Linked DNA regions of Homo sapiens: regions 2 and 3 are each linked to region 1. The links are chromatin contacts, found by Hi-C or POLR2A ChIA-PET in ENCODE. All regions are on one chromosome and are shown on one strand. The core of a region is the stretch at or near the end of the contact, and the rest is flanking DNA. Distances in the headings are between cores, read along the strand shown.

What was found. A loop is a pair of places that touch in the nucleus more often than their neighbours do. ChIA-PET counts read pairs that join two places held with the same protein, here RNA polymerase II (POLR2A). Pooled maps may share reads with other maps.
Region 2: a pooled map shows a loop between it and region 1 (2.4-fold over the local background). The contact joins the enhancer-like site here to the promoter of C2orf74-AS1 in region 1. A Hi-C loop is called at or near these places in 9 of 168 maps with a recorded cell type or tissue (B cell, CD4-positive, alpha-beta T cell, CD4-positive, alpha-beta memory T cell and 4 more), 10 of 37 single-sample maps with no recorded cell type and 27 of 50 pooled maps. POLR2A ChIA-PET finds 5 or more read pairs at or near these places in 7 of 52 experiments (CD4-positive, alpha-beta memory T cell, HepG2, PC-9 and 3 more).
Region 3: a loop to region 1 is called in a map of CD8-positive, alpha-beta T cell, with 5 times the contacts of the local background. The contact joins the enhancer-like site here to the promoter of C2orf74-AS1 in region 1. A Hi-C loop is called at or near these places in 5 of 168 maps with a recorded cell type or tissue (CD4-positive, alpha-beta T cell, CD8-positive, alpha-beta T cell and naive thymus-derived CD4-positive, alpha-beta T cell), 7 of 37 single-sample maps with no recorded cell type and 17 of 50 pooled maps. POLR2A ChIA-PET finds 5 or more read pairs at or near these places in 2 of 52 experiments (OCI-LY7 and activated CD4-positive, alpha-beta T cell).

The regions. Positions count from the first base shown.
Region 1 is chr2:61,176,914-61,179,603 of GRCh38, reverse strand. It overlaps C2orf74-AS1 (C2orf74 antisense RNA 1), which reads left to right and starts at 1,319. Exons shown (of 2, transcript NR_183879.1): 1 at 1,319-1,498. It also overlaps the pseudogene AHSA2P. RefSeq lists a silencer at 1,864-2,413.
Region 2 is chr2:61,774,730-61,777,419 of GRCh38, reverse strand. No RefSeq gene overlaps it. Among named protein-coding and RNA genes, the nearest start is that of FAM161A, 78 kb to the left of the region's middle. Within about 2 kb of position 1,344, at least 3 of the 41 ENCODE cell types and tissues checked have a DNase peak (open chromatin) inside an H3K27ac peak, as active enhancers do; they include B cell, where a contact is called at or near this core.
Region 3 is chr2:61,693,372-61,696,061 of GRCh38, reverse strand. No RefSeq gene overlaps it. Among named protein-coding and RNA genes, the nearest start is that of XPO1, 160 kb to the right of the region's middle. RefSeq lists enhancers at 1-198, 1,471-1,600 and a silencer at 1,171-1,330. Within about 2 kb of position 1,326, at least 29 of the 41 ENCODE cell types and tissues checked have a DNase peak (open chromatin) inside an H3K27ac peak, as active enhancers do; they include CD8-positive, alpha-beta T cell, where a contact is called at or near this core.

The sequences.
Region 1 (2,690 bases), core at 70-2,569:
AATAGTTTTGTAAAGCAAGTTTCAGTGCCTTGGGGAAAAATAAAGTAGGGAAGAAAGATGGCACAAGGCAGGAGTCTCCAAGGATGCACAGAGATGGCTTTACTCAGGACAAAGACCTGAAGGAGGCAGGCAGCTACCTGGGGGAAGAGTGCTCCAGGCAGCAATGCCGGGAGACTCCTGTTCACAAGGGCCTGGTAGAAGAGGGCCCAGCTGACAGCAATGAGCTCTAAGCAGCTGCGAGTGCTGCGAGAAGGGAAATCCCCATCCTTCTTGGCCCATGGAACTCAAGTGTGGCCAGAGTGTCAGGATCTACCAACGCTGATTCAGGAGCCAGTCAGTGTGCCAGGCCCATAGCAGGGGCTGTAAAAACATTCGCTGAATGATGAACGCACTTTGTCCCCAGCCCCACTAGTACCCTGAGGCCCCTGTTACCTTTCCAGCCCAGTTTGATGTTCCACTCATAGAAGAAAATCAGCTTTCCTTTGCGGCTGCTGCACGAAGCCTCCCCTTCCACCTGCTTCAACTCGTTGATCTCGCCGCGGCCAGCGTCATTCTCCACAACGATGCCCACCAGGAGCTCCTGGAACTTCCCTTTGGACAAGCTGGTGGCATCCCGCTCTGTCCTGCCAGGGACCAGAAAGTCGTGAATGGAAGCCCCAGCTGGGATCCACCTGCCTGGGTGCCAGGGTCACGTCCAAGCCCAGCCCAGATCGGCCCAAGTCCTCTCAAGCAGCCTCGAAACCTGCCAACCTCCAATGTGCTCCTCAAACCTGCTTTCTATCAAATTCTTTTCATCCTGCTCAGTTCTTTAAGATATTATTGTCCACTATGCAAGTAGTATTCTGTCTTAAAAACACTGGCTTATTTAAGGGAGGAGGATCTAGCTAGCTCGCCCACTGGAAATAGGCAAAGCCTAGGCCACAGGGAAAGTAGCAGTAGTGAACTAATCAGAATCATGACAATACCAGCTATCAAGTGTCTTCGCATATACATCGTCTAATGTAATCTTCCCAGGCAATATTCTCACTTTAGGGGACAGAAACGAGCTGAGAGAAATGACATGTCCATCGGGCCAAGGCTAGGACACTAGAAAGTCAGATCTAGCTCACGCCTGTAATCCCAGCACTTTAGTAGGCCCAGGCGGGCGGATCACGAGATCTGGAGTTCGAGAGCAGCCTGACCAACATGGTGAAACCCTGTCTCTACTAAAAATACAAACATCAGACGGACGTAGTGGCACGCATCTGTAGTCCCAGCTACTCATGAGGCTGAAGCAGGAGACTCGCTTGAACTCTGGAAGCTGAGGTTGCAGCGAGCCAAGATTGCCCATGCCCTCAGAGCTCCTCCGGACCAGCCAAGTCATGCTCCTCTGGGGACCGGCCTCAGCATCCCCTCGACGGCCTGGAGGGACCACAGCCCCGGCCAGAGGCGCAGGGCAGAGGACATCCCTTCCGGAGGTTCTGCGGCGGAGGGCTGCCGACCTCTCCCCACGCGCCAGGTGAGGCGCGTAAAGGAAGGGGAGCTTGTCTCACTCACAGAGGGCCCGGCTCGCGGGAGGCGCCTGCGGGGTGGGCGCGAACTGAGATCCAAATTTCTGCCCTTTCCACTACGTTCCATACCCCCGCCCCTAACACAGTCTCTCAATCCAGCTCCCTTCTAACTCCCCGAAACATCCAGAGGGGTGGGCGGGAGGAGAAGGGAAGGCCCTCAGGCCACAGACGGTGGGAGTGGAAAGGTCTGTCGGAAGTCACTCTTGGGGCCCAACCCAACTTTCAAAAAGAGGCAGCTGCAACCCTCCTAGCCGGTCTCCGTACTCAAGGACTCTCCCGAGCCGAGAGGCGAAGGCCGAGCCCTGCGTCCAGCAGCTGAGGGGGGGCGGCCCCCTGACCCCCTGGCCCCGCGGCCCCGCACAGACCCCAGGGCAGCCCCGGCTCCCGCGGCCCGGCCCTCCCCAGATCCCGGAAGGAGGCCGCCGCCAGCCGCGCCAGCGCCAGTTGTTCACGTTGGTCCCGTCCTCCCGCTCCTCCACGATCCAGTGGGGGTTCCCCTGGCCCCACTTGGCCATGGCGGCGTGGACTGGGCGGAAAACAAGGAAAGGCCGCGGCGCCTAAGGCTCCGAAGCCAGCGTTTCCGGCCGCCGAGCCCCGGGGCGGCGCGTTCGCAGCTCCCAGAAACTGCCAGAAGGCCCCGCCCCCGGCCCCGCCCCGCCCTGCCGCGGCGCGCCCGGGAGCCCCAGCCGGGATCTGGGAGGCGGGTCGCGCGGGGACGCGGGGACGCGGGGACGCGCGGGCGGGGAGGGGCTGGGGCCGCCGGGGTTCCGCTGCGCGTCTCCTAACGCTAGGGCGGGACGGGGCTGTCTGGGCCGCCTGCGAAGGGCGGAGGGCGCTGCAAGTCCCGCGGTGCTGGCGGGCTCGTGATTCCCGGCGCCGGGAAGCAGGGCGCTGAGTAGCGGGTGCCTGAGAGTCCAACCGGCAGTGTAGACGCGACACCGCCGTCAGGTGGCCTCGGCAGGCTCCCTATAGCTCTCGAGGACACGACCTCGAACGCCCAGGTCGCTGTAAGACCGGCCTTTGGGGCCACAGCGCGCACACGTCACACCGTTTGCGGATTTCGCCTAAGAGCGAGTCCGCGCCCAGTTGCCGCGCTGCGGTTTTTTCCGCGACGCAGTCTCTCGCCCTCCCCCCTTCCCG
Region 2 (2,690 bases), core at 95-2,594, 600 kb before region 1:
ACTACTTAGGAGGCTGAGGCAGGAGTATTGCTTGAATCCAGGAGGCGGAGGTTGCAGTGAGCTGAGACTGCCCCATTGCACTCCAGCCTGGGCAACAAGAGTAAAACTCTGTCCTAAAAAAAAAAAAAAAAAAAAAAAAAAAGGGAAATCTTTGCCAAGACTTTCTTTTTTTTATGTTTTCATTTATTTCAAGGATGTTTTGGAATATTTTTATAACACCTACTTTAATGTCTTTGTCAGATAATGCCAACATCTGTGTCATCTTAGTGTTAGTGTCTATCAATTATCTTTTCCCAGTTTAGATTTTTCTGGTTTCTCAAATGCTGAGTAATTTTAGATTGTATCCTGGATATTTTGAATATTATGCTACGAGACTAGAGGTTTTGTTTAAATCCTGGAGTGAATGTTGACATTTTTGTGTTAGCCATAATCAGTCAGGTTGGGATTAGACTGTAAACTCCAATTAGACTTCTCTAGGTTGTAATTTTAATATCAGTTCTGTTTTTAAAGGCTTTGCAGTGTTATTTGGATCAGTCCTGAATGTTCTTGACCCAGTGGTCAGTCAAGGTCTGAGGCAGGAACTGTGTAGTTCAGTTCTCACAGCCTGTGGTACAGTGTTGAGGATCAGATCCACACATGTACAGCTTGGGAGTTACCTCAGAAATCATAAACTTTTGCTCCTTCCTCTACTCAATTTCCTAGTTTTATCCCAATTCCTTGGGGCTCCCTTTTATAGTTCTCTGATCAGAAAACTTGGGTTTTGTTTTTCATTTTATTTTTGAGACAGAGTCTCTCTCTGTTGCCCAGGCTGAGGTGTGCAATCTCAGCTCACTGCAGCCTTGACCTCCGGGCTCCAGAGATCCTCTCACCTCAGCCTCCTGAGTAGCTGGGACTACAGGCACGCACCACCACACCCAACGGATTTTTGTATTTTTTGTAGAGACAGTGTCTCACTGTGTTGCCCAGGCTGGTCTCGAACTCATGGGCTCAAGTGATCCTCCCACCTCGGCCTCCCAAAGTGCTGGGATTATAGGAATGAGCTGCTGTGCCCAGCCAAGTACATACGCTACTTTTCTGTTCACTTTCCGTAACTACGCTTATGTCTGGAGCGAGGCAGTGGGAGGACAGAGATGAAAAAAGAAAGCAGTGGGGGTTTGCCATTTACCCTACTCTGATTTTTGGGAACACAGCACCTCTGATCAGAGAGGAAAGTTCTCTTTTCTCAAAGTTTTAGGCACCTGCCTGCTCCTCTTACCATTAATGTCATTTTCACTTCTGCTTTTATAGGATTACTTGAGGTTTGGGTGCTAGAGAATGGAGAAAAGAAAAACAAAACAAAACAAAAAACAAAGCACATGAGATTTCCCCCACTTTGTCTGTATATTAGGAAACTCTTTTTCCACCCCTCAAGCCAGATCTAGAAGCCTTCTCCTGGAGCTCTTTCTGTCCACACTGATTTGGACTTCAGGCTTTTGGGCTGCACAAGTCCAGACTAGGGATATCAGAGGGGAAAAAATGGTAAGCTCTCTGCATGTTCAGTGGTACTTCATATTCATGCCTTCTTCTCCAACCTTTCTGTTTCGATTTACTTTTCAGTCCTCAAGTTTGGGAGCCATGCATTCTTTCCAGGTTAATAGCTACATTCAGTAGGAGAGATAGGTTGGGATTTGCTCACTCCATCTTACTTGGAACTAGAAACTTCCTAAAGCAGTGATGTTACAAGAAGATAATTTGAATTACAGTTTTCTAGTTTTACAATATTTTAAAGCTGATTGAATATAAATAATTTAAAAATATATTTCCAGGCCCAAATATTAACATTATAATTTAAACTACTGGATCCATCATTGACCCTTTTAATAATTGGAAGGTTTAAGACTCCCACACTCAATATATTAGAAAAATAATACATTCATGTTCATTCTCCCATTTTTTGTGTTTCTCTTTCAATATAGCACATTTACTACTAATGCTCATTTATCCCATCAAAAATGTCACATAAAAACTGGAATAATTCAGAAATTTGGAGTGGGATTCATTTACGATTTATAAGTTACCTGGTAGAGTTTGACTTATAAGAAAGCACATTGTGAGGGCCGGGTGTGGTGGCTCACGCCTGTAATCCCAGCAATTTGGGAGGCCAAGGCGGGCGGATCACCTGAGGTTGGGAGTTCGAGACCAGCCTGACCAACATGGAGAAACCCTGTCTCTACTAAAAATACAAAATTAGCCGGGCATGGTGGCACACGCCTGTAATTCCAACTACCCGGGAGGCTGAGGCTGGAGAATTGCTTGAACTTGGGAGGCAGAGGTTGCAGTGAGCCAAGATCACACCATTGCACTCCAGCCTGGGTGATAAGAGTGAAACTCTGTCTCAAACAACAACAACAACAGCAAACAGTACATGGTGAGGCTAGGTGCAGTAGCTCATGTCTGTAATCCTATCCCTTTGGGAGGCTGAGGCAGGCAGATTGCTTGAGCTCGGGAGTTCGAGACCAGCTGGATAACATGGTGAAACCCTGTCTCTACAAAAAAAAAAGAAAATTAACTGGGCATGGTGGTGTGCACTTGTAGTCCCAGCTACTTAGGAGACTGAGGCAGGAGGATCACTTGAGCCTGGGAGGTCGAGGCTGCAGTGAGCCATGATGGTGCCACTGCACTCCAGCCAGGGTGACAGACTGAAACCCTGT
Region 3 (2,690 bases), core at 77-2,576, 520 kb before region 1:
ACTGCAACCTCCGCCTCCTGGGTTCAAGCAATTCTCCCGCCTCAGCCTCCCCAGTAGCTGGGACTACAGGCACGCGCCACCACGCTCGGCTAATTTTTGTATTTTTAGTAGAGACGAGGTTTCACCATGTTGGCCAGCCTGGTCTTGAACTTCTGACCTCAAGTGATCTGCCCGCCTCGGCCTCCCGAAGTGCTGGGATTACAGACGCGAGCCACCGCGCCCGGCCAAAACTTTTTCTTAGGCTCCCATTCCCCATATCTCATGAAATTAGTCACCCCCTCACCTATTCTACCTTTGTGTCTACCATATGTTTTTGTTATTAAATGTATAATGCTGGAGTATAGTTACTTTTCTGTGTCATATATGTCTTTGTTTTCCCACCGTGTAGCACAGAAGTTGGCTGGTTAAACCGAATACATAAAAAGCAATTATATAGTTTTCTTTCTTTCCTCGAAAGGCTTACTCTCTTTAGTCCTTTAGACTAGCATTGGGGTAGGTGACACAATCAAGACTTAAGCTAAAGTGAAGGAATTCAGTGAAGAGGGTGTCACAAAACTAGAGAAATGGAATAGCCTCTCTGAAAAAAGAATCCTGTGCAGGGAGCCGCTGAGAGAGGACCCATGTCACATATGAGCAATTGGGAGGGAGGGAGAACCTTGTCTTCGCTTCCCAGGGTGTGCCATGTCCTGCTGCTCACAGGTTAGCCTGGCCGTACGTATTTCTCAGGGTCCAGTTTTCTACTTAAAGGAAAAAACAAAATACAAAAAAAAAAAAAAAAAAGGCAACTAACCCGTTAAGCTGGAAGAATATTTTTAGATAGCTGGGGCCTGGGAATACTTCTGTTACTTAACATGACCCCAGCCAGTGTGCATTTCATCCTGGATTGCCTCAGGGGTGGGAATCTTGGCTTAGGGTGGCACTGCGGAGGGGCAGCCCTGAAGACCCCCTACCCACACAGCGCAGACCCCCTGACTGCGCCCCCGCGTGGCAGCCAGCCTGAGGGCGGGGGGGCGAAACCAGGGTTTGCCCCGCCCCTTTCTCCCCTCCAAGTCGGCAGCGGCACTGGAAAGTGAAAATGAGAGTAGAAACCACCTGAGCACCCTCGCTCAGGCTGGCGACCCACACTGGTCATGTAGGCTGTGGGAGAGGAAGGGGAGCGCAGGTGGCTTGCAGGCAGGTGACCCTGTCAAGGGAAACCGGGAGGGGCTTCCTCTGGCCGCGGCCCCGCCCCACCCCGCCTCCCTTGGGCCCCGCCCCCACGAGTCTCCTCCCCCCACGAGGCCCCTCCCGGTTCCTACACCTCGGCCCCGCCCTGCGCTTTCGCCTCCGAGGCCACGCCCCCTAGGACCTGGCCAAGCCCCGCACTGAGGCTCCACAAGGCTTCGGCCTGTACGGCCACTTCCTCTTCCTCCTGCCTCTCCTCCTTTTTGGGGGACAGGGCCGCGCCGTGCCGCTGGCCCACAGACCTCGTGGATGCCGCATAGAATGGCCTGAAGCAAACACGGGGTTTTTCCCATAAGGGCCCCATCCAGGTCCGGGGGTTGGGTCACCTCTCCTGTACGTCTCTGCTGTGAGACCTTTTGCGGGGCGCGGACCCTGAAGATCCCTTTGGGTTTCTTCCTCCTTGCTCACCGGCCGGACCCAAGTGATGAGAAGGGGAGTAGGGAGATAAATTGTGGAAAGAAAAGAATGCTGCTGAATTACGGAGTGCCTAACTGAAGAAAAATCAGGGAGCAAGGACATGAGGGGGCAGTAAAATTTTTGAGGAAGATTCGTTGTCAGAAAATAGAAATGGCTAGAATCACCATCAAAGTGTCAGTCATTTCAAACTGCCTTTTAATTACAGTCCCCAGGATGCCTGGTAATTACAGTAGACATCTGACCTAATACTCGCAGACAAAGTTCAGATGGAAATATTTAGAGAAATGCAGGCACAAAGCAGGAAATTGGGGTATTGGTGTTTTCAGAGTTCTCTTTGGGTATCTCTTTGGGTATTGGGGGGGAAAAGCTCCAATGAAATATATCAGACATGATTTAAAAAATGACATGAAGCCACTGTCTGGTTTTCCTCAGGCCCGACATTGGGCAGCATTCACAGCAAGTATTCATTGGCTGGTGGAAGCCCTTGTGATCAAAATGAAGTCAGATGATTTAGCACATACAGTTGTTTGCCTGTGTTCTCCAAAACTGAAGAGCATTGCATTCACATTTCTTGTAGGGAGTGTAAAGGAAACAAACCACTCACCTGCTGCAAGTGCTTAGCATTGTGCTAGAATAATTACAGAAGCTATCTCAGGCTGGGCATGGTGGTGCACGCCTGTAATCCCAGCTACTTGGGAGGCTGAGACGGGAGGATCGCTTGAGCCCAGGAGAGATCACAACACTGCACTCCAGCCTGGGTGACAGGGTGAGACTGTCCAAAAAAAGGAAAAGAATAATTCAGCAGTAGTTGGTTACAGAGTGAAAAGTACTCCCACTTGATTTTTATTTTATTATCCTGGACTCGATTTTATTATCAAGTGGGATTTTTACCAGGGCTTTCAGAAGTTAAGGTAATTTGCCCAAGGTCACATGATTAGTAAATTATCAGTTTAGGATTGAACTCAGGTCACCTGTCTCCCCCAAATCATACAGAATGCAGGTGTGTACATTTATCTAAGTGTATCAAACTGTACAGGTAAATGGGTACA